Linked DNA regions of Homo sapiens: region 2 is linked to region 1. A link is a contact called in ENCODE Hi-C or POLR2A ChIA-PET data. All regions are on one chromosome and are shown on one strand. The core of a region is the stretch at or near the end of the contact, and the rest is flanking DNA. Distances in the headings are between cores, read along the strand shown.

Region 1 (4,975 bases), core at 135-2,634:
GTAGAGTCGGGGGTCTATGTTGCCCAGGCTAGTCTCAAACTCCTGGGCTCAAGCGATATGCCCACCTCGCCCTCCCAAAGTGCTGGGATTACAGGCATGAGCCACCGCGCCTTGCTAGAAGCCATTTAATCCAACTCTCCATCAAAGTCATGAATCCTGTTTACAACAACCTGATGAGATGTCAACTACTTTTCACGTGAACACACCCAGGAATTAGGAAGGCATTCCCTAACCGGCAGCTCTTATCTCTCCCAATCACGATTTGAGCTTCACCAAATAACTCAAACCCCTGTTTCCTCACATATTAAAGGGGAGTAAATATCTGCTTTACAGAACATTGTTGGGAGAATAAAAGGAGATAGAGGAATATAAATGGCCTAATCCACTTACAGAGGAGGGTGTGCAATGTTAGTCCCCTTTTTGCCTCCTTTTATGGGACAGCACATTCCATTTTTGGATCGTCATCACCTAGAGAAAGGTCTTCCTTAATACTGAATTGTCTTTGTATCCTTTTAGCACCTTTCTTAAGTTTAACCCTAAGTGGTCTCATAGAATGTCATTTTTCCGTCCACACGACGTCTTCACTGATATCTGTGACTTTAGTTGAAGGGGCTGAAGATATTGGGAAGAATAATTCAATTTTTTCCTTCCTCCGTCCCTCCCTCCCTCCCTTCCTTCCTTCCTTTTTTTTTTTTTTTCTTTGAGCTGGGGAGCTGGGTGAGGCTTCTGTGGATTCCCAAGAGGTATTTGTGGCGTGAATGGAGCAAAGGTGATGTTTCACTTCATCACGTCCAGCACTGTCCCAAGGTTAAATGGGCGCGTGAGGACAGTTTTCTCCGGTCCTGGCGGGTTTGCCCACCTGCCGGCCAGCGTTCTGCGGGAGTCAAGCCTGGAAAGCGTGTGTGCGGCGCACAGGCGTCAGACACTGGAACGCATTCGAATGGTGCTATTCTTTGCCACATAGCGAGCACTTTATAAGGTCACTTATCGTCCCGAATGAATGGTTAAATCGTGGAAGCCGCAAAGAAAGCCACGCAGCTTTGACTCAATACCTAGCCCAGTACTCAGGAACCCCTCTCAGGGGTGCGCGAGCGGGGCCGGAATCAAGAAGCCTCTTTTGGGGTGGGCGGGGACCGATCTAGAGCTCCCACTGCGGGGCACCGCCTCTTTTCCTCGCCGGCCGCCCGCTAGGAGGCGCTGGGGAGCTTGCAGCCCACCTGCGAGGCGGTCCCGCTCTCCCCACCCCTCAGCCCGCGCCCGGCGGAGAGACTACAACTCCCGGAGTGCTCTGGGAACGGAGCCACGGGAGCTACAGGCGGAGGGACCCGAGGGCGGGCTTTCCGGGTGTGTGTTTCCGGCGTCGGCGGCCGCGGCCGGGGACGGTGTGAGAGCGGTAAGATGGCGGCGGCGGCGGTGGTGGAGTTCCAGAGAGCCCAGTCTCTACTCAGCACCGACCGGGAGGCCTCCATCGACATCCTCCACTCCATCGGTAAAGGTCGCCGCGCCGCCTCCCCGGCCCCGCCGGCCCAGCTCGGCTTATGTCGGTCGGCGGCAGCGGAGAGGGGCCCGGCTAGCCGGCTCTGATGCTGCTGACTCACTGTGTGAGGGGGGCCGGGCCGGGGGCGCAGGCCGCTCGGAGCTCCCCAGAGCCTCCCAGGTCTCACTCTTGTGGGAGGGCTTGAGGCAATCCCCGGGTCCCCTCGCCGGCTGCTGACTCACGGGGGGCTCAGCGTAGGGTGGGAGAGTGGGCCGAGCCGGGCCCCCGGGGATCCCTCCCTAGCCATGTCCCCGGCTCTGGCCCGCACGAGCTGGTCTGGGACCCGGAGCAGTGCCGGCCGGCGTGCTTGTCACGGACTGGTCCTAGAGTCTCTACTTGAAAGGCCTTGGCGAAACCAGCTCTGGACAGGCATTTCCCGCCGTTGTAATCAGCACAGCCTGCTCCGGGTGGGAGCGCGAGCGCTTGCTCTTCTCTGGGAGTTTCCTTCCACGGGACGCTGGGAGCTGCTACTCCTCAGCCCCACGGCAGAAAGCTCCACTAAGAGGAGGGTCTCTTTCAGAATGTGGGAAATTCAGGGGTGACACACACCTCAGATTGGCATTTGGTTTGTGGAGGTGGCCGAGACGCTCATCTGCTCTGTGTAGGGTGTAAGAGTGAGGTGTTGGAGCGGGACCGCCTGGCTAGAGGAGGTGACTAATCTTTCCAGACTGCCTGTAGGGGTTGGAAGTGAGTTAAGGGAGTTAGTTGTCAGCCGCGGAGTTCAGGGAATTCTTTGGAACGGGTCGGCTGCATGTTGCCGGAAAAATTAAAATTTCTTAACGCTGTAATAACGATGGTCTTACACCTACACACAACAGGAAAACTGAAATGGGAATCCCAGCCAGTCGCTTCCGGCAGCTTTCTGTTGGGATTCAAGTGTGAACAGAAATTTATTACGACAGAAGAAGACGTTAATGTTCACTCATAAAGGATTCAATTAGGGCTTGGACTAGCTCTTCACTGCACATGTAATGGCATCTTTGTAGTGTAGTTTGGGAAGATCTGAATTGGCTCAACAAGTAGTATGAGAATGCACCTGTATGTGGGACTTGCAAGATGTTGGCATTTGACTTAGTGTGTTGAATTTTGGTATTCCAGACCTGCACGGAGAAAGGACAATGACAAGATCTTGATACTTTATCATTGGGGATACTAGAGAAGGAGAGGAAGTGGGCGTCAAGGTGTATCTTTGAATGATATTGGTAAAAGGTGTTTCATTTTAAAAGTTCTGATCTTAGGTCAGTTACTTCTACGGAACCAGAGTCATCTCAATCACCGTTACATGGATATTTTATTCTGAGTACACACTATTATTTAGAACTAATGTGAGGAGCATGAATTTTAATAGTCTGTGTCTAGTGTCTAATATTTTTTCTTTCATAAAGTAGAAATTACGTCAAATATTACAATTAGAGTATTTCCTGTTGGCCCACTATTCTAGGGGAGAGTTCCCTGAAAGCTTCACTGTTAGAGCAAGCTTGAGTCATGGTGGTTGACGGCCTTACTTTTTCTGGACTCCATCATGGTTTTTGTCAAGTCATGATGCTTTGTAAGAGTAGTAGTAACTAGTGATGATCACTACAAACTTGGAGAGGCTATTCCATGTTTGAATGTTAAAATAGTTATTAACTGTTGAAAATAGGACAGATAGCACAAAGTTATTTTAACAGACCTCAATGCATTAAAAAGCAGCAGTCTCCCCTAAGTGTAGCTGTGCAGGATCTGGGGCTTTGATAGAGTTGTTTTTCTTGAATGGCTTTATAGACCTGCTTATCCCTAACACACCCATCAGCTGAGGCTTTGCACAGACCTAAAGTTTATTGAAACGCTTTTGACTTACAGGCATCAGTAACTTGGTCAATTGATTTTAGTTTGTGGCATAAACGCACAGGCATGTTTAATATCTTCCCATAAAATAGTGACTGGAACAGATCTTGGCACCATAAGTATGAAGGATTTGTTTTGTTTTAATTTCACTTTAACCAAGTGACCACAACAGAAACTTAGTGTATGTAGGTAAGCAAAATTCTGCTGGGTAGAATGAAAAGGCACATTTAAAATCAAAGAGAAGAATCCTTTTTTTATGATTTACATGGAGCATATTCTACGTATATATGATCTTTTTTTTTTCCTGGCTTAGAGTTTTTTTTTTTTTTTTAACTCTAGAATTTGTCTTTTGGTAAATATGTTTGAGTTTGTAATGGATCTTATGAGGGTGAAATTTCCCTCAGTCTTCATTTTTTGGTCAGAATTTTAAGAGGGTTTGCATTTTCCTCTCCCAGTGAAGCGTGACATTCAGGAAAACGATGAAGAGGCAGTGCAAGTCAAAGAGCAGAGCATCCTGGAACTGGGATCTCTCCTGGCAAAGACTGGACAAGCTGCAGGTAAGTGCTACACATGGATTGTATCTGAAATGCTCAGTGAAATTCCTGTCTTTTGTTGGAGTGAAGAATCATGGGACTGATCCACAAACTGAATTCAGCTTTATTTTCTTGGCAACTTGTTGAGCTTCAGTTTTTTAGCAGGCAATTAAGTGGCCTTTAAACTCACTTCTTTCCTGGTAGTTTAGTTTTGCAAATGAGAGACAATCTTATTTTTGTTGGGATATAGTGATTTCTGATTTGTTTCTGGTTTTTGAATTCTCACTGTATTCCCTTACATAGAGGCAGCAACAGTCTTCAATAATTTCACTGAGCAACTCTGATGTATTTAAGATAGATAACAACTTTAAGCGCCTGATTTAAAAATGACAAAGGATTTTGTATCCAAGTGACTCACTGTCATTTTTTTTTGATAGATTCAGAATGAGAATGAATAAGACATTAAATGGAGCCTTCCCAAGACTTCTGCATTCATACCTAGGACTTTGTGCACATCATTGCTCAAACATTCTAGTTGTAATTGAACCATTGACTGATTAGATTTGACATAATATTCTGATGATGGGTGTGTCCTTGGAATGAGAAGGGAGTCCTTTTGATCAGGAAGGACCTTTTACCAGTAAAGTGGTAATAGTATTTAGAGAGAAGTCTGTTTAAACTTAAATGGGTGATTTTTGTCAAGTTTAAAGTGAATTTAGAGCTTATTTGATTAGATTGGATTAAGATCTGGTAAGTGACCTCATGAATTATTTTCCCTAAAATTATGTTGTTCAAGAGAATGATGGGGGTTAGTTAGCACAACTTCTTCAACTTGAGAACTAAAGATTTTTTTTTTCTTTTTCTTTTTTTTTTTTTGAGACGGGGTCTTGCTGTGTCACCCGGGTTGGAGTGCAGTGGTGCGATCTTGGCTCACTGCAACCTCCGCCTCCTGGGTTCAAGCGATTCTCCTTCCTCAGCCTCCGGAATAGCTGGAATTACAGGCACGCGCCACCAAGCCTGGCTAATTTTTGTATTTTTAATAGAGACGAGGTTTCACTGTGTTGATCAGGCTGGTCTT
Region 2 (4,906 bases), core at 44-2,543, 320 kb before region 1:
ACTCATGGGAAGGGCTACGAGGCTTGTGCCGCAGGGTCCTTCCCTTGTGTGGGGCCCCACTAGCAATGCACACAGATGCTCATCTAGTTTTGTAAAGTAAGATATTATTTTTTGGCCAGGCACGGTGGCTCATGCCTGTAATCCGAGCCTTTGGCAGGCCAAAGTGGTAGGATCGTTTGAGCCCTGGAGTTCAAGGCCAGCCTGGACAACATGAGGAAACCCTGTCTCTACAAAAAATGTAACAATTAGTTGGGCGTGGTGGTGTGCACCTGTAGTACCAGCTATTTGGGAGGCTGAGGTGGGAGTCCTGGAGGTGGAGGCTGCAGTAAGCAGAGATCATGCCACTGCTCTCCAGCCTGGGTGACAGAGCCAGAGTCTGTTTCAAAGACAAAAAAAAAAAAAGAAATTATTTTTCTTAAAGATGCCCCCTATATTTGTAATCTTTAGGGCCCACAAAACCAAGGTCTGTGTGAGAGGCTTGCTGAAAATGCAGCTTTCAGCTGGGCATGGTGGCTCACACTTATAATCCCAGCACTTTGAGAGGCCAAGGTAGGAGGATCACTTGATCCCAGGAGTTTAAGACCAGCCTGAGCAACATAGCAAGACTCTGCATCTACAAAAAAGTAAAAAATTAGCGGGGCGTGGTGGTGCATGTCGCTGGTCCCAGCTACTTGGGAGGCCGAGGTGGGAGGATCACTTGAGCCCGGGAGGTCGAGGCTACAGTGAGCCATGATTGAGCCACTGCACTCCAGCCTGGGCAACAGACCGAGACCCTATCTCAAAAAAAAAAAAAAGAGAATGCACATTTCTAGCCCTACCCCCAAGCACCCAAATCTTGGAAGATTCTTGTCTTACCAAAGTCTGAGCACCACTATGCGAAATGTTTCTTCCCTACCCCAGTGATTTTTCTATTTGCTTTAGGGCTCAAAAGAGTCATTGCAGTGGTGGGGTCAGCTATTAACATCTCTCTTTTCCTGGAAACCAGTTGATGCCTATAAGAGGGGTTTCCTCAGCTCTCTGAATAACTTCAATTTGTTCTTTTTGGGCCAAGCCCTGTGCTGCCTGGTCCTGCTGATGAGAGTTCGGCTAGAGGGAGGGGTGGGGAGGGGCCTGAGCTGGGGGACCAGCAGGGGGGCAGCCTGCAGCCCTGAACCCTAATCCTCGTCACTGTCCCTTCTCTGCCTCATAAAGGTGTTCTTGCTCTTTCTCCTTTCTAGCCAAGTCTCCTCCCTCCACATATGTGTTCTCATCTAGATCAGTTTCGATTCCCGCTGGTGGAAAGCAGCCTCAGGCAGGGCCACTGCGCAGGAAGGGCGGGCCTGGGTGCAGGCGGGGCTCCGGGAGTCACCCCCAGACGCGCGGCTCCCCTTCCTTGTCCTCCGCATGACGCCCGTGCCGGAGCCCACGTGAGCCTTTGCCAAGGAGAGATTCAGAGATATGAGCAGAAAAACTGGAAGATGGACTTCTTCAATAAGGCAGCGGGACGGTTTGGCTGATGGAAGATGTTTCCCGGAAGCCTGTTCACGCTCCACCCTGAAAGTCCCAGGGCCGTGAGAGTCAGCCGGGCCGCCGAGGCGGTGCCCTCCAGGCTGCAGGATGATCCAGGGACTGTTTTCCTCAGCACTGTGTAGGTTTCAGCTTATGAGTTCTGTCCATGTTTTGTGAGATTTATAGCTAAGTATTTACCTTTTCGAATGATTATAAACAACATAGTAGTTTTAATTTTAGTGTCTACTTGTTTTTTGTTACTATATAGAAATACAATCGATTTTCATATATTTATGTTGCATCCTCTGTGCTTCTAAACTCACTAGTTTTGGAAGCTGTTTTTTGTTTTTAGATTCCTTAAAATTTTATATATGGGCAATCATGTCATTTAATAATCAACCTGTATGCCTAAAATAATCAACCTGTATGCCTAAAATAATCAACCTGTATGCCTTTTATTGTAAGAAAATCCCTAAATACTGGGATTACAGGTGGTGAGCCACCGTGTCCAACCTGAAACTTTTTTTTTGGTGATTTCAAATGAACTTGACTTTTACTGTAATTATACCTAAAGTATTTGTAAACAATTGTTTAGAACTTCTATTTGTCATGGACTTTTGAGTTTATTCTTTGGATCATATAAAAAGACTTTTTTTTTTTGTTTTTAAAGTTATAAATCTCTGTATGCACTTTGCTTTTCTTAATTAAACATAATCCAAAGTAAGCTGTGACTCATTTATTTATTTATTTATTTGAGACAGGGTGTCGCTTTGTCACCCAGGCTATGGCTCCATCTTGGCTCACTGCAGCCTCAACCTCCCAGGCTCAAGCAATCTTCCCACCCACCTAGGCCTCCCGAGTAGCTGGGACTACAGGCATGCACCAGCATGCCTAGCTAATTTTTGTATTTTTTGTAGAGACAGGGTTTCTCCATGTTGCCCAGGCTGGTCTCAAGCTCCTGGACTCAATCAGTCCTTCTGCATCGGCCTCTCACAGTGTTGGGATTACAGGCGTGACTTTGCCACCATCCCCGGTTTGTTTTTTTTCAACAGGCAGAGTTTAACTATCACGGAAGCCTCCCGCCTCAGCCTCCCAAAGTGCTGGGAATACAGGTGGAAGCCACTGCACCCATCCAGCTATGATTCTTCGGTAGTGTACAAGATTGTACACTACCAATGTATCTGATTTTCAATTTTTCTTGAAATGTGATGCAAGTGGTGTCAGCCTGCTGATAAGTTAACATTGTTCAGGATGAATCTTCTACAGAAATAATTGCTTTTTTTCCCCAGTATTTAGTACTGAAAGATATTAATGGTAATATATTTCTGGTTTAATATAAATTAAGCATGTTTTCTAGTTGTGCGTGAATGCTGGCTGGCAACTTAGTAAGTTTTGACAGTTGTTTAAATATGTAATGTTAAGCTTAGGTTTTAAAAAAGTAAAACTTATAAAGGAAAATAAAAAGAATCTCAGGATCCCCAAACTCCTTATGCCAAAGAGAAAGTTAAGCCTGGAGGTTGTGCCACACAACACTGCCATGCTTTTGCCAAGTGCAAAGCTGCTACTTCACAAGCTTGTGTGAAAGCATGAAGCATTAGCCAGACCCCCACAGGATGCAAAAGGCCTCAGGCAGCTCCAGATGTTTGCCCCACAAATCAGTCACACTTAAATATTTTGCTGCCTCAAAAACTTTCAAGATGTCAAGATGTATATCCACCCGTAAAATGAGGGCATGTTGATTGTAACTTTAGGTCTGCAATCTAAATGTAGCTCCTGAAACCAATGTTGTTCCTTTCTACACGGATAATGTTGATTCCAAGCTTATCTTTCCAGGTGCAGAACAAAGCGAAGATGAGATTAATCATGCTTCCACCTACCCGGAGACACCTGCACAATTAATTCTTCCTTTACTCCCTTTTTTTCCTTCAGAAGTTCACCTTATCTTATGTAAAATGCAGATCTACTGGGCACTAACTAAAGTCTCACAAGAATATAACCATTCCCTGTCTCACTACTTACCTGCCCCTCATCCTACATGCCTTCCCCACCCCTCTTTTTTTTTTTTGAGATAGAGTTTCGCTCTTGTTGGCCAGGCTGGAGTGCAATGGCGTGATCTTGCCTTACCACAACTTCCGCCTCCCAGGTTCAAGCGATTCTCCTGCCTCAGCCTCCCGAGTAGCTGGGATTATAGGCATGTACCACCACGCCCATCTAATTTTGTATTTTTAGTAGAGATGGGGTTTCTTCATGTTGGTCAGGCTGGTCTCCAACTCCCGACCTCAGGTGATCTGCCTGCCTCGGCCTCCCAAAATGCTGGGATTACAGGCTTGAGCCACCGTGCCTGGCCATGCCTTCCCCTGTTTAAGGATATGTATAAATACTAAATCTCCTTAAAACCTCTTCAGAGAATCCATGCCACAGACTCTTTCTGTGCCTTGTGTTTTTCCTGGGCACTTCCTCAAGCTTGGACTCAATAAACTTTGGCTGATGGAGACTTACCTCAGCCTGTCATTTTTTTTGTTTAACAAACTGATAAACTGCTGTTTATTATTTACTTTTAAAAAAAGAAAATAAATATGAATGTGTTTGGCACATTCAAAAAAATTTAAGAACTGCTTTCAAAAGACGCTGTTGAAAAAATGAAAAGATCGTCACAGGCTGAGAGAAAATATTTGAAAATCAGATTTCTGATAAAGTGCTTGCATCTGTCAAGTCTTGTTAAACACCAACAACAACAAAAAAAAGTACTCTCATCCAAAATATGTAAATTACTCTCAAAATTAAATAATGAGAAAACCATCTAAGTTTATAAATGGGCAACATGTTGGAACAGACAATGCAAAAAAAGAAGAGACACAGGCATAAATAACCAACTGAATAGATGTTCAACATCATCACTCTTTAAGGAAATGCAAATTAAAACCATTAATGAGACACCACTCCACAATTATTAAAATGAAAACATTTCACTCAGGCTTGAGAGGCTGATAATGAGGTTCTGCCTGTCTTGTCACCCAGAGTTATCTGATACACCTTAGGAATGCACCCTGAGACTGGGTAATTTACAAAGAAAAGAGATTTATTTTGGTTCACAGTTCTAGAGGCTGGGAAGTCCAAGATTGAGCAGCTCATCTGGTCAGCTTCTGGTGAGGGCCTTTGACCTGTGTCCTAACATGGCAGAGAAGCAGAAGGGCAAGCAAGCATGTGCCAGAGAGAGAGGACAAAATAGGCTGACCTGCTTTATAACAACCTACTCTCAGGAGAGCTAATCCATTCTCTCGATAACCCACCCAGAGGAAGTCATTCATCCATCCTAATAACCCAGTCACCTCTTAAAGACCCTGCCTCCAAACACCATCATGTTGGCAAGTAAATTTCAACATGAGTTTTGGTTGGCACAAACCACATTCAAATCATA

Evidence for each region. A loop is a pair of places that touch in the nucleus more often than their neighbours do. ChIA-PET counts read pairs that join two places held with the same protein, here RNA polymerase II (POLR2A). Pooled maps may share reads with other maps.
Region 2: a pooled map shows a loop between it and region 1 (6-fold over the local background). The contact joins the enhancer-like site here to the promoter of PSMD11 in region 1. A Hi-C loop is called at or near these places in 6 of 50 pooled maps. POLR2A ChIA-PET finds 5 or more read pairs at or near these places in 2 of 52 experiments (CD4-positive, alpha-beta T cell and PC-9).

The regions. Positions count from the first base shown.
Region 1 is chr17:32,443,126-32,448,100 of GRCh38, forward strand. It overlaps PSMD11 (proteasome 26S subunit, non-ATPase 11), which reads left to right and starts at 1,385. Exons shown (of 14, transcript NM_002815.4): 1 at 1,385-1,489; 2 at 3,820-3,921. The coding sequence starts at 1,399. RefSeq lists a silencer at 1,105-1,274 and enhancers at 1,166-1,781, 1,395-1,474.
Region 2 is chr17:32,126,243-32,131,148 of GRCh38, forward strand. No RefSeq gene overlaps it. Among named protein-coding and RNA genes, the nearest start is that of RHOT1, 14 kb to the right of the region's middle. RefSeq lists enhancers at 1,151-1,370, 1,431-1,490. Within about 2 kb of position 1,294, at least 38 of the 41 ENCODE cell types and tissues checked have a DNase peak (open chromatin) inside an H3K27ac peak, as active enhancers do; they include CD4-positive, alpha-beta T cell and PC-9, where a contact is called at or near this core.